Linked DNA regions of Homo sapiens: region 2 is linked to region 1. Evidence: chromatin contacts called from ENCODE Hi-C data. All regions are on one chromosome and are shown on one strand. The core of a region is the stretch at or near the end of the contact, and the rest is flanking DNA. Distances in the headings are between cores, read along the strand shown.

What was found. A loop is a pair of places that touch in the nucleus more often than their neighbours do. Pooled maps may share reads with other maps.
Region 2: a loop to region 1 is called in a pooled map, with 2.6 times the contacts of the local background. The contact joins two enhancer-like sites. A Hi-C loop is called at or near these places in 2 of 37 single-sample maps with no recorded cell type and 2 of 50 pooled maps.

The regions. Positions count from the first base shown.
Region 1 is chr4:121,195,771-121,203,331 of GRCh38, reverse strand. It overlaps a transcript of TNIP3 not described here. Among named protein-coding and RNA genes, the nearest start is that of TNIP3, 35 kb to the right of the region's middle. Within about 2 kb of position 2,916, at least 4 of the 41 ENCODE cell types and tissues checked have a DNase peak (open chromatin) inside an H3K27ac peak, as active enhancers do.
Region 2 is chr4:121,784,558-121,791,842 of GRCh38, reverse strand. No RefSeq gene overlaps it. Among named protein-coding and RNA genes, the nearest start is that of EXOSC9, 13 kb to the left of the region's middle. RefSeq lists an enhancer at 2,881-2,930. Within about 2 kb of position 1,407, at least 2 of the 41 ENCODE cell types and tissues checked have a DNase peak (open chromatin) inside an H3K27ac peak, as active enhancers do.

The DNA of each region.
Region 1 (7,561 bases), core at 1,667-4,166:
TCTATCCAGGCTGCTGCGAATGCCATTATTTTGTTTCTTTTTATGGCTGAATAGTATTTCATGGTATCTTTCTATCTATCTATCTATCTATCTATCTATCTATCTATCTATCTATATCACATTTTCTTTATCCACTCATTGATTGATGGGCATTTGGGCTGGTTTCATATTTTTGCAGTTGTGACTTGTGCTGCTATAAACATGCTTCTACAAGTATCTTTTTCATATGATGACTTCCTTTCCTCTGGGTAGATATCCATTAGTAGGATTCCTGGATCAAATGGTAGATCTACTTTTAATTCTTTAAGGAATATTCACACTGTTTTCCATAGTGGTTGTAGTAGTTTTCATTCCCAACAGCAGTGTAAAAGTGTTCCCTTTTCACCACATCCATGCCAACATCTATTATTTCTTGATTTTTTTGATTATGGCCATTCTTGCAGGAGTAAGGTGGTATTACATTTTGGTTTTGACTTGCATTTTCCTTATAATTAGTGAATTGAGCATTGTTTCATGTTTGCTGGTCATTTTTATATCTTCTTTTGGGAATTATCTATTCATGTCGTTAGCCCACTTTTTGATGGGGTTATCTGTTTTTTCTTGCTGATTTCTTTGAGTTCCTTGTAGATTCTGGATATTAGTCTTGTGTTTCATGTGTAGATTGTGAAGATTTTCTCCCACTCTGGGTTGTCTGTTTACTCTGCTGATTATTTCTTTTGCTGTGCAGAAGCTTTTTAGTTTAATTAAATCCCATCTATCTTGTTTTTGTTGCATTTGGTTTTGGGTTCTTGGTTATGAAGTCTTTACCTAAGCCAATGTCTAGAAAGGTTTTGCCAATGTCTAGAAAGGTTTTTCCAATGTTATCTTCCAGAATTTTTATGGTTTCAGGTCTTATATTTAAGTCTTTGCTCCATCTTGAGTTGATTTTTGTATAAGGTGAGAGATGAGGATCCAGTTTCATTCTTCTACATGTGGCTAGCCAATTATTCCAACACCATTTGTTGAATAGGGAGTCCTTTCCCCACTTTATGTTTTTGTTTGCATTGTCAAAGATCAGTTGGCTCTAAATATTTGGCCTTATTGCTGGGTTCTCTATTCTGTTCCCTTGGTCTATGTGCCTATTTTTATACCAGTACCATGCTGCTTTGTCAGGTCACTATGGCCTTATAGTGTAGTTTGAAATTGGGTATTGTGATGCCTCCAGATTCATTCTTTTTGTTTAGTTTTACTTTGGCTGTGTGGGCTCTTTTTTTGGTTCCATATGAATTTTAGGATTGTTTTTTCTAGTTCTGTGAAAAATGATGGTAGTATTTTGATTTGAATTGCACTGAATTTGTAGATTGCTTTTGGCAGTATGGTCATTTTCACAATATTGATTCTACCCATCCACGAGCATGGGCTATGTTTCCATTTGTTTGTGAGATGACCTAGATTTTTATCTCAATGCTTCAAAATAATGTGACATTTAAAATAAATTATATGATTTCAATGTTGGAGTTTAGGCAGTTTCCTTAATTTACATATGAGGAAAATGTGATCCTCATGTACTGATACATAGCAGATTCTTGATATATAACTGTTGAATAAATGAATATGTGTGTATTAATTAATATACAAATGAATGAGCTAAGTAATTGCCCAAATCATAGCTAGTTGGTTAATCTAGAATACAACTCTTCTGATTCCAGGTCCAGGGCTCTTCCCATCATGACACAAGCCTGGGAGAACAACATGCAGACATGTATTGCATGAAGCTAGATAGGCTTAGCTAGAAAACTCTTACAAACATTCTAGCTCTAAGTTTGCCTAAGGCAAAAATCATGATACTCATGCTGTAGAACCATATTTATGTCTTCTTAGAAAACCTATTGTCTTTTATTTTGGGAGTTTTGTTTTATTTTGAGACATACAATATAATGCTTAAAAACTAATTTTAAACACATGAGATACAAAACAATGCCTAGTAACAAGATGTTCCACTCTGGACCCTGCTGCTTTGTAAGAAGCCAGCCATTGACCACACGCCATCTTGCATAGAACGTCCTTGTGGTTTCTGCAGTAAGCCCTCCTGTGGTCCTTCCAAGCACTAAATAAAGCATCAGTATGGCCACTCAGTTGTCCCCTTTCATGGAACATTTGATTAGCATGTTTTCTGGACTTTCCTCATACCTCAAAACTTTCTTTCCTGCCCCCTACTCATCCAGACTCATCAGAAGCATCCATTTACATAGCTTAGAGTCCATTCATAAATTAATCATGGTTATTGCAGCCACCAAAGTTCCCCTTGACCTTCAACTCCTACTCTCTTCCCCAGCACACAGTTCCACTTTTGCTAATATTCAGAGTATCTTACCAAAAATTGACCTTTACTTTCACTCTCACCAAGCAGATCCAAAAAGCCAGTTTCACTTTGTGACACTTCCCTCCGGGTTTATTTCTACCCATGATAAGTGATTTTCCAGTACAGTTTTGTTTGTTCTCTTAACAGAGCCTGAACAGAGGACTTGAAATGGCCAGCTGAGCTGGGGTTCCAGAAATCTGCTGGATAAAAAGGAACAAAAAGCTCTCTGAGGAAATTAAAACAAAAATAAACAACAACAAAGAATCTGTTGAAAAAAAGGTAGCCAAGGTGCCTGATTACTGGCAGTAACTCCAGGATCATTAAACCAATAGCTTTGGCATTAAGTGTTTGCAACAGTTCTCTTTGAACTAGATTGTTCTATCATAGGAAAAGACAGCAGTTTGTTGGTGGTTACTAAAAGCACCACAGGAGCCCACTGGTCAGGGTATGTGTGCTCGGGGGTCTCTATGAATCCAGAGACTGCCAGGGACCCCACAGCTGCCAACTGTCAAAGCTCTGCGTAAAGATGAAAAACGTTGCTCAGAAGTGTGGAAAACCCCCTGAGCCTGACAAGTTCTAACTAGGTACAGTTTTGAGACATTGTGTCTAAATAAAGTCTACTGAGGGCCCTACTATAAAGTTTTTGAGAAATCTTGGACTGTAAATATTCCTCTTCTTAGTGGATTATGCAAAAGGGAATTTGTAATTTTGTAGCATCTCTGTCGAAACTCTTCTGCAGTTGTCTCGGTGAACCCATTGTTCAGCATTCTCAGGGGTGGTTGGTGTTACCTATTTGGGTGAGAACCAAGGCAAGAGGAAGCTCCCTTAGCATGTCTGTGCCCATGTGGGGGCAGTAAAGGAACCCAGTGAACGTGGTCACAGTGTTGCAACACACAAAAGAAAGAAATGCCAAATGCCATCTCAATATTGACAGGTAAGGGCTCTGCCTCTGACCGTGGTTTTTGAGGGGATGCAGTTCCCAGGACAATGCTAGCTTGTGTAGTGCCTTTGTGTAATTGAGAAAAAAGCACCCTTTCTTCTGGGCATATGCAGCCCCACACGAGGTGTCTTGGCTGGGCAAGTAGAGAATGGGCTGTATCCCAGCCTTCGCTCCTAAGCCATGTGCTGTTACACAGCAACCTACACAACCGTCCTCAGGTACCTACCCTGACAAGTTACCTACTCTGATGCCACTTGAAAAGATTAGGCTTCCTTGGTTTCCTTTCTTATCTGAGGGTACCAAAAGAATGATGCCTCTATTCTGGGCATTGTGAATTTGTGTTTACATGATCAGCTTTCTCTTCTCCAGGCCATTCTTCTCAGGCTGTTGAAGCTTGGTGCACACACTATTCTTAATTCCATTGAAGAATAGAGGAATGTGGGAGATAAAGATCAATTCAGTGATAAGCTTAATCTCAGATCTCTCAGCTTGTCATGGGTTGAAATCTTTAATCAATGGTTCCCAGGTGTCACTTCCTCCTCCCATTCATCGATCCCTGCTCATAACCAGGGCCTTTGAAGACCTTGTTTTTCCTGCCCATCTACCTCTGCCAGAAAGGAGTATTTCTGGGCTAGAAACATAGTAATATTGTTTTCTTATAGACCTCATGTCCGACTTCTTTTAAGTGCAAACTGCTGTCTAAGTAACAACTAGCTTTATAGGATATCTTGAAGCTTAGTGTGCTGTAGATATTATCAGTATTTTACTAACAGTTTCCCAGCTCTAGCATCCATCCCTTCCTGGTTCCCTGAAGTTGTATCGCCACCATTTCCATGAGTGTGTCCCAGGTTTCCCTAAATTTTCTGGTTTTGTTTTTTGTTTTGCTTTGTTTTTTGTTTTGAATTATCTATCCACTCTCTCTCCTTGCTCAGTGCTTTCAGCTGGACCTGCCATGTCACATCTGAGTTTTCTCAAGTCCCTTTGTTTGTTTGGTTGGTTTTAGGATTTCACTAAACTTCCTCTTAATTGTTTACAACTTTGTGACTCTGGCCATCAAAGAGGATCTATACCCTTTTCAAAGATGTCTTTTAAAGGTTTACATGTTAAAGGCAGTCTCTTTCTCATTATCCTCTCTAATTCTTCATTTTTATTTAAAAATTTTAAATACCTCAGAGCTATATGTATATTTTATGACAGCTCAGGCCATCATTACTTTGAAAGAACAGCTTGTTCTCATAACGTATTCCATGATTTTGTTAACACTGTCTTTGAACTTATATTTTCCAGACACATAAACCAACTTTTAAAAATTTTGCCTTAAGGCAACCCATCTTCTTGATCAGTTGAGTTGGCCTTCACTAGATCTTTCAAGCCATGTTTATTAAGGAACTTGAGGGTAAATTCACTATAAGTTTGTTTAGAGGCAAAATAATGCTATAGTTTTTGTTTTTAACAGAAACCTTGAAATGTAAGCTCCATGAAAACAGGGATTTTTTTCTGTTTTGTTCATTGACATAATATGCTCACCACTAAGAAATGCATCTGGCCCATAATAGGTGCTCAGTTGTTATTTGCCAAATGAATGATAAAATCTAGTCATTGAGAAATTTTGCACTGTAGCTCTGTGAGAATGATTTCATAAGCAAACAATCTAAATGCCTTGTAAACCTCTTTGCACCAGAAAGTTTATGCTATATATATCAAATCCATATGTTTTGGGTTATTTTCTTCTCTAAATGCAATTCTTTACAATGAAGGTCATGTGCTACTTTTCAGCCTATTCCTATAAATTTGTGCATTTTCTCTGTAGCTTATTCCTTTTGCTTTAGCATTTTGGTTTGAAAAGTCCTAAAAATGTCATTGCTTACTTTCTCTTACAAGTAATTTCTAAAAAAAAAAAAAACAAGAATGAAACTTCTCCTAGCCAAGGTCCTTAAGAAAGAACAAATATTTATACTCACCCAGAAACACATCTATTATCCGCATCCTCTAGTTCTTTTCTAGGATCTATTTTTAAAAACATGATGAACATTTTCATAGTTACTCAATATTTAAAATTGCCTTTGCCTGTAATATCAGTGAATCTTTCACATGTGTATTTATTCAGTCAAGCAAGATTCGTCATTACAGAAACTTTTCTTTCCATAGCGCAAAACACTTGAATAGTAGTGAATCTATACCATGACATTCCATTGCTCACTGATAAGGACTTTGACTTTCTTATACGGCTCTCCTTATTAACAAGAATAATACCAACAATCTTCATTTCTCTTTCATGGTGGCTAATGTATTTTGAGGAGGATTTCTAAATTTGCCCCCAAATTGCTTCAGAATTCTTGGGTAATTCCCAGTTTTTTGTTTATGTTTAGTTTTCCAGCTAGGTTTGGAATAGATTTACATGTTAAAGATAATCTCTTTCTCATTACTCTCTTCGATTCTTCATTTTTATCTAAAAAATTTAAATACTTCAAATGTGTATTTTAGCTTGAACTTAGGTGTTCTTTTTTTTTTTTTTTTTTGAGACAGAGTCTCGCTCTGTCACCCAGGCTGGAGTGCAGTGGCCTGATCTCGGCTTACTGCAATCTCTACTCCGCCACCAAGCTCAAGCGATTCCCCTGCCTCAGCCTCCCAAGTAGCTGGGACTACAGGCACCCGCCACCACGCCCAGCTAATTTTTGTATTTTTAGCAGAGAAGGTGTTTCACCATGTTGGCCAGGCTGGTCTCGAACTCCTGACGTCAGGTGATCCACCCGCTTCAGCTTCCCAAAACGCTGGGATTATAGGCATGAGCTGCTGTGCCCGGCAGGACTTAGGTGTTCTTAAAGAGAGCATTCATGTAAGAACATCCAAAGTCTTTAACAGTAAAGCTAAACAACAAGTTTCTTAACTCTTAGCAGCCATCTGCTTGTAATTTATGAGTACAACTTTTATATTGCACTGATAAATAGCCCACTGCTTTCTAGTTGATTTTTTCCCATTTTTGATGTATTTAACACATTGTATTTTTTAAGTTCATTAAGACTTTGAGTCAAGTCTATTTGTGTTTGTTCTTGAATGCTTTAAACTGAATTCTTATTCTACCCATGGTTCTTTGAGTAAAAGAAGGAGAATTTTATTTCTTACATTTTTTTAATGACTGATAAAACACTAATCAGAAAAAATAAAATATAAAACAGTATGTATCTCTAATCTCAATTTTAAAAATACGTATATAAATCGAAAGAAAATAGAAGCAAATCTATCATAATTTTATTTTAAATTTTCTACGTTGAAATTGTATTATTATAACAATTATTATAAAAACCTTTATACAGAAGATTAAAGTACTTGCTTTTTCTATTTATTTATTTATTCAGCATTTGTTGAGCCTTTGCTAAATATTTATAGTTATCTTTGGTATTAATGTATATTACTAAGCAATTGTTAATTTTTTTCATCTTCAAAGCTGTATATACTTTATATCTCAGGTAATTTGTAATTCCATTAAAAAAAATGTGACAAATTCTTTGGTTTTCCAAACTGGGAATTTCACATTTAATTGTTATGATTTCTATTACATAGTCAACCACACAAAATTGCTTCCTATACCAATTCCAGAATTTTAGCTCTTTAGAGCCAAATATTATATTCGTCGATTTATTTTCTAACTTAAAAAAAACCTATACTTGTTACAGGAAAAAACTTATTAAAAAGACCTACCTCTACCATTATCACTAGTTGATCTGTCTTAATTCTTTACCTTTAGCAATTTACAAACACAGGTTTAAAATGGATTTTTATCACAGTATTAGTTTTAGACACAAAAGCTATAAAAAGAAAGTATTGTAGACCTTGTCAATTTATTTCTGAGTACAGAAAATGGATCATTTATTCCTAAGTAAATGCAGTGGTTAAGAGCTCACCGTGAGCAAATTACTTAATCTCTGTGAGTCTCAGTTCCCTCAACTCTAAGAACAGGGAGACAGTTTCCACCTTAAAAAGGCCTTCTGAAGACTTAATAAAATCAAGCGTGTGGTGTTTAATGCAGTGCCTGGCTCCATGAATCCTGCCATCACTGTGACTAGTCTGGGCAGGAGGTCTGTTTGTTTGTATGTATTTCTACAAGCATCAGCAACGTGAGTGTAAATGTCATTTATTTAGCAGAATGCTACTGTTTCCCATTCATCCTGTCATCACTCACAAAACCAGTTCACTTCACTCCCTGCTGGTCCTTGTTCTTACTACCAAATGCTATCAGCCCTGGTCAGTTTATTTCTGAAATGCCAGCTATAGTCAGGCTT
Region 2 (7,285 bases), core at 158-2,657, 590 kb before region 1:
TTCTGATGTGGTTCAGGGCATGGGCTTTGGCATCAGACAGCCTTGGGCTTAGATCTTTGCTGGGGAAACTGTGATGTCTTCGACACATGATCTTACTTACCTCTTGTCTTAAGCAGCTCGTGCTGCTATATAATAAAATACCACAAAGTGGGTGGCTTATGCAACAAAAATTTATTTCTCATAGTTGTGGTAGCTGGAAAGTCCAAGATCAAGGCACTGGTTTGCGGAGGGCAACTTTCTTGCTATATTCTCAGACGGTGAAGAGACAGCCTCGCTCTTGTGTCTCTTTTTAGAAGGGTACCCCTAAGACCTAATTACTTCCTAAATGCACCACCTCCAAATACCATCATATTGGGGATTATTAGGGGATTATTTTGAGAGAAACACAAACATTGGGATTATTAGGGGATTATTTTGAGAGAAACACAAACATTGTCAATAGCACCTCCTGAAAATGGAATTGTTACAGCTGATGCTCATAGAACAATTATTACATGCCAGACACTGTACTAAGATGTTTGCATTTATTAATTTAATCTTCACAATTCCCTTACACTCCACTTTACAGATGAGCAAAATGAGGCAGAGATTAAATTACTTTCTCAAGGTCACATGGCCATTTAAGTGACAAGGTCAGGATCTGAATGCAGGCTATCTGGTTCCAAGTCTGTGTGCTTAAGTCACATGCTGCTGCCTCTTGATGATAACAATTTCTACCTCATAGATAAGCACTCAGCACAGTGTGAGACATGAGGCAAGCCCTCAATAAATATATGTTGAATGAGTGACTTTGCAAAGTCATAGTAAATTATAACATAGCCAATAGAATATTTGTATACTCTGTTATGGCTAAATAACTCAAGTTTTCATCTTTTTAGGCTCTCTGGTGTGTATGATAGCAGCTTGGCAAATCTATTTTCCAAAAATAACCCTATTTTGATAGGACCATTATATTCTCTAGTAAAATTCGATTGTGCTGAGCCCATGCTGATGCCTAATCGTCACCTCTTACATTTCTAAATGATTACAGACTATCTGATCACCTGTTTTAGAATTTTGTCTGCAATCAGTATAAAGCTCTTCATTCTTTTTCTTTCTGTCTTTCTTTCTTTCTTTAACAGCCTCACTTGACTATTTTTTGTTTTTGTTTGCAAAGAAAGAGGTTTAATCATTGGGCTGGCCCAACTAGGAGATAGGAGGAAACCTCACATCCATCCCCTTAGTGAGTTTGGGCTTGGGTTTTTAAAGGTTTGAGAGTGGGCGGAAGTGAAGAGATCATTGATTGGTTGAAGAGTTCATGGTGGAGACATGGGGCAGGGAGATGAAGAAGCTTAGTCTCATGTTGATTCTGTTACTCTGTGCAGGTCTTTAATCTGATTGGCATCAGCTGTTTTGCTGAATGCAGGATCTCTCTTCATTCTATTTAGTGTACAGTATTTGCCTTCTTTGCATTTTTTGGAATTTAGGGGAACTTCTGGTTCTCTTCAGGATCAAAATTGGGTATACTTCGTTAGTGATGAAGACCATCAGAAATTTCCCACATAATGTTAATTTTTTATTAAAGCAATGAGATAACTATATTGTACTTGGAGAGCATTTGAATTCTACAGCTAGCAACTGGCTCCTATTTCAGGCCATAACTCCGTATCAAATTGTGGGTCTGATCCAACATAAAATGAGATTACTCATCTGTCAGAGGAAAAGCTCCAACAGGAAAATTTAGGTAGGATGTGAGTCATATAATGTGACATTCTTCTGCCCTGCAAATAAATCCTATTTAACTAAACCATATGTTTTAAAGGAGTTTAAAAAATGAAAATGTAAAAATGTTCATATATCTAACCCCTTGAAATTATGTCTTTCATACATTTGAATTTCTCAGAGTTATACTTGGACTTTGAGAATAAGTCAGTCATTTTCTTTGTGGCAAGCTTTTCCTACTGCATTTTTTCTTTAATAAATAATTTGTGATCATTTAAACATAGCAAAGAAATTGAGCTATGTGTACTTTTGTTGTTGTTATTGTTTTATCTAGATGGTATTGCCTGAGTCAAAAGTTGGTAGTAAAAGTTCTGAAATGTTGAAATGTATAGTCCATGATCTCCCTTCTTAAAATTTCTAGGAGTCAATTGAATTCTTAGGAGATGAGAATTAAACTTCATGACTTCAGTGGTCAAGTTAGCATTTTATCTCTGCAGTTTACTTTTAAAATAATGATAACTTGCTTCTATTGGGAAGTTTCAGTTCAACAGCTAGAATTTGCCAGATGCAGTGGCTCACACATGTAATCTCAGCACTGTGGGAGGCTGACGGGGGAGGATGGCCTGAGCCCAGGAATTGGAGACCACCCTGGACAACATAGCAAGACCTTGTCTTTACCAAAAAAAAACTGAAAGGAGGGAAGGAAGGAAGGAAGGAAGGAAGAAAAGAAGGAAGGAAGACAGGCCTGGTGTGGTGGCATGCACCTGTGGTCCTACCTATTTTGGAGGCTGAGGTGGGGGGGATCCCTTGAGCCCAGGAGTTTGAGGCTGCAGGAAGCCATGATTGCATCAAAACCAACAACAATAATAAGAAAAACCAAAACAAACAAACAAACAAACAACCCCCCCCCCCCAAACCCAAAACAAAAAGCCCCAGCTAGAATCAGGGTACTACTGAGATGGATTCAGTTTTGGTCACAGAACTTTCGAGTTGTACCCTACCCCTTGTTTCTTTTCTCTTTTTGCTTTTGGTATGCTGAGGGCTACAGATGAGTCACAAAGAAACTGCAAAAGATGGAGGTGGTAGGAGAAAAAAACAAGCGAGACCAGACCTTGTTGTCTCTTAGGGGAACATTAGCCTCTTATCTGAGGGTTTAAAGTGTGTGAGTATGTGTATGTATGTGTAAGTGTCTCTGTGTGTGTTTGTGGAATCTAGATAGACCTACATCTCCTTGTTAAAACTAATAAATATTGAGTCTCTTAATTTTCTGTATCATTTAATATCATCTGTCTTCTTGAAATACTGTTTTTTCTTGACTTTAGTGTTCTTCTCAAAGTACCTTTTCCTCTTGACTTCAGTGACTTGTTATACTTCTGTTTTTTCTACCTCTTTGGATATTCCTTTTCAGTTCCTTTTGGGGATTCCTCTTTTTCAGTTCATCTCTTAAGTGCCAGTGTTTCATGGGATTCTGTCCTAGAAAATGTCTCCTTTTATACACTCTCTTTAGTTTTCCACTTCCATGGTTTCAATTACCAGCAATATGCTGATGACATCTAAATCTATTGTACCAGCCCAGACCTCTTCTCTGGGCTCTCAGTGTCTCCAGATGTTCCAGGGACATTTCAAATTCACTGTGTCCACAGCCGAACTCTATCTTTCTTCTAAACTTGTTCTTCCTTGTGTTCCCTTGAGTGAATGGCAATACCCCAGTAGCCAGTAAACCAGAGTATCATTCTTGATTCCTCCGTCACCACACCCACTCCTTCTCATAAATCACCAAGTCCAGCTGAGTCCACCTACTAAACACTTAACCCATATGTTTTATCCAATTTCATTGTCACTACCATAACTCAGGTCACTATCATCTTTTTCCTAAATTATTGTATCAGCCTCCGACTTAACTGCCTAGCCTCCAGTGTTGCCCTCGAACAGTTCATTTTCCACATCTTGTATGATGCTTCTAAAACACAAGGTATGGTAGCTTGTGTCTGCAGTCCCATCCACTGGGGAGACAGGTGGGAGAATCACTTGAGCCTGGAGTCTGAGGCTGCAGTGAGCTGTGATTGCACCACTGCACTCCAGCCTCGGCAACAGAGTGAGACTTCATACCCCAAAAAGAAAACAAAACACAAATCTAACAATGCTGCTTTACATATAGCCCTCCCATGGCTTCCCATTGCTTTTAAGATACATTCCAAACCCTGTGCCATGGTTTACAATGCCTTTTCTCATCTAGTTCCTGTCTGTTTCCTCAGACCCATCTTTAAAAACTTTCCTGTTCATCTAATCTTAAACTTTACTGAATTATTTTAAATTACTCAGAAGTACCAAGTTCTCTCTTAACTTCAGCCATTTGCGTTGGGGTTACCTGCCTGAAAGACTTTCCCTGACATTTTATGCTGGCAAACTCCTAAGCATTCTTCAGGTTGCATCTCAGAGAAAGCAAAAAGCCTTTCCTGAAACCACAGACCCGGTTAAACCCCCGCTCTGTGCTCCTGAAGATTTGATACTTCCTCCATCTTTGCATTTATGGCATGGATTAAAGTGGTCTGTTTGCCTGGCTGTGTCTCCCATTAAGTTCTGTTGTAGTCACTTTTTAATCCACACTGCCTGGGCCTCAAATATGGAAGGAGCTTAGTAAATATTGAATGAGTGAATGAATGAATGAATGAATGAGAGAAGAGTGGGAAAAGGATGAAGATGGAAACATGTTTACCTGGAGCCACAAGCCTAAATGGTACTGCCTAGCAAGAGTAATCTTCATAGCCACCTTTGCATTCTTTCCATGTTCCAGGCACTGTTCAAAGCAACTCCCATACATTTAATTTTCCCAACAACCAGAACTAGATGAGGATTCTGATGCTTAGATAAATAAGGTAACTTGCCAAAGTCAGGCATTTATTAGTTTGATGCTTTCTCTTCTTTAGTGGGGAAGCTATGCATGTTTAGGACATCTAACAAGATAGACTACTAGTCATATGTCGCATATAGGTAAGACCAACGTGATTATAACAGACTTCCAGTGTAAGCCTTCAGGTTCTCTGAAACTAACAAATAAATACATTAAATCATTAAATTAGAAAATATTGTATTTAAAATAAATATACATCTTTGTTATGGGAAAATTGTTTTCAATTTTTTTTTTTCCAGATAGGGTCTCACTCTACCCAGGCTGGAGTGCAGTGGTGCAATCACGACTCACTGCATGCAGCCTTGACCTCCTGGGCTCCAGCGATCCTCCCACTTCAGCCTCTTGAGTAGCTTGGACTACAGGGGTGCACCACCATGCCCCACTAATTTTTAAAATTTTCTGTACAGACAAGGTGTTCCTATGTTGTCCAGGCTGGTCTCCTGAGCTCAAGCAATCTTCCTGCCTGGGCCTCCCAAAGTGCTGGGATTACTCAGGTGTGAGCCATGGCACCTGGCTAGAGAAAACTGTTAAACAGGATTAATTACTCTACAGAACCTTTAGTTGACATTATATAAATGAAATGTGGAACATTTCAATGAAACTACCTTCTTTTCTTTAAAATAGTTTCAAAGCCTCGAGAAGGATAGATGGTGTTTCAGTCATCTGCAATAATGTGAAGGACACCAAAGTCAGCTGAGGTGAGGCAAAGAACCAACTACGATTGAGCCAGGCTAGTGATTTAAGATGCATAAAGACATTTGTTCAGAATTGGAAAATTTTACAGAATCCAAAAAAACCTCACAACATATCTAGCCATCCAAAATATATTTCACAAGCTTCTCAGTGCACTCAATTTTTCTTTAGGAGATTAGTCAATGTTTTGGTAATCAGGCTTTGGGAAGCCAATTTAAAACTCTGCTTTTCATAGAGAAGGTGATCAGTGCATATTTGTTGATGGAGTGGCTTTAGATGGCAACACTTTGAGCTTTACCCTGAAGGAAATACATGCTGGTTGATTAACATTGTGTAAAAATAAATTCATAGCAGTTAGAACTCAAAGTAATTACATGAAATTTAAACCAGTGAAGATATTAGAGTGGTAGGACTTTTCTCCCTTAATTTTATGGAGATGCTTTATGTTTCATAGCTAAAAGTTGGGAAGAAATACAAGGTTTGCCTAGCACCATGTACAAGGGGGGAGGCTCAAGCATCTGGCTCATGTCCAGGTGAACTCTGCAAAAGCAACCCTGTGGACTGGAGTAGGTAGCTTCACCCTGTGGCCATACCCCTCAGGCTTTGATGTCTATTTTGTCTTGTTGTGACACCAGTTAACAAGATTTCATTCTGTCCCAAGCCACAAAGCAAACTGATCATTTGATTAGCCCACACTCTGCAAAAGCCCTGTGCTCAGTGCACAGTCATGTGTACATATTTTGTTGTGCATGTCCAATATTGAAGAGCCTCCAGCAGAGCCCAGGGGCAGAAATAGAGATGCTCTGTCAGGCTGAGCTCTACCCCACCCTTCTCTGTGGGTGTCACACTGCTCGGAAAGAAGTAGGCAGAACAGCTGGAGTGAGGCAGGGCTGTTGGCAACAGAACATGATGTCAGAACCCACTTGGCGAAGAGCACCCATTGGTAGTTACATTCAGAGTGCCAGGGCTTTTCAAGCTGCCAAGAGAGAATGCTTGTGGGTGGGTGGTAGAACAAAAAGGCAAAGGGAACAACGCAAGCCCATTTCCAAGGAGGGGCGAGAAATAAGCAACAAAGAAGATGCCTTCAGATATGTGACATGTCAGTGGCTGTTCTGGGGTGACACCATCTGTATTCAGTGAGCTACCTAGAGATAAGGTAAGTTGACAGCTTGCTTGAGGAGCTGTGTATGAGACACAGTTCTTAAAACACCAAGATGGGCTTTGTGGGCCTGCTCTGATTCCACAAAGGGTCAGAGAGGGATGTAGGGCTGCTAGCATCTCTGCAACAGCACAGTCTTAGAACAAGGAAATAACTTGCTAGAACCACAAGGCTCTCCTGTGACGTCTGGACCAGAAAACGGCTCCATGAATATCAGGAAGGCATGTTTGTGGCATCCCAGGAATGCACCAGGCTTGCCAAAGCAGATGAATAGTCCAATTTACCAGACATGATCCCATGAAAATAAGAATCTAAATATGAATGAGTGACCTCCTGGAGACAGAAAATATTAATATTTAGTCTATTGCCTCCATATATGTGGGCATTGTTTGTTCCTTTTGCCTTTTTGTTCTACCCATCCACCCACCCATTGTCCTTTTCTAGCAGCCTAAAAAGAAGCAATGGGCCCCCCAAAAAACAGTTTCCTAGCTAGAAAAATACCCAATAAATGTTAATCTCAGTCCTTCCTATGAATCCCACCTCCTTCTGCTTATTTGTATCACTTTGATACATATGATATCAAATTCTGTAGCTCTTTTCCATATTCTGTTCTGTAATTGTTATCTGTTTTATTAAATTTAATCTCCTCCTAATAAGAAAATAAAAATTCCTTGAGGATTCCTTAAAGATGAGGATGTGCATTATGCATTAGTTAGCTGGGGCGGCAATAATAAAATACCATAGACTGGGTGGCTTCAATGACAGATGTTTATTTCTCACAGTTCTGGAGGCTGGGAGTCTGAGATCAGGGTGCCAGCATG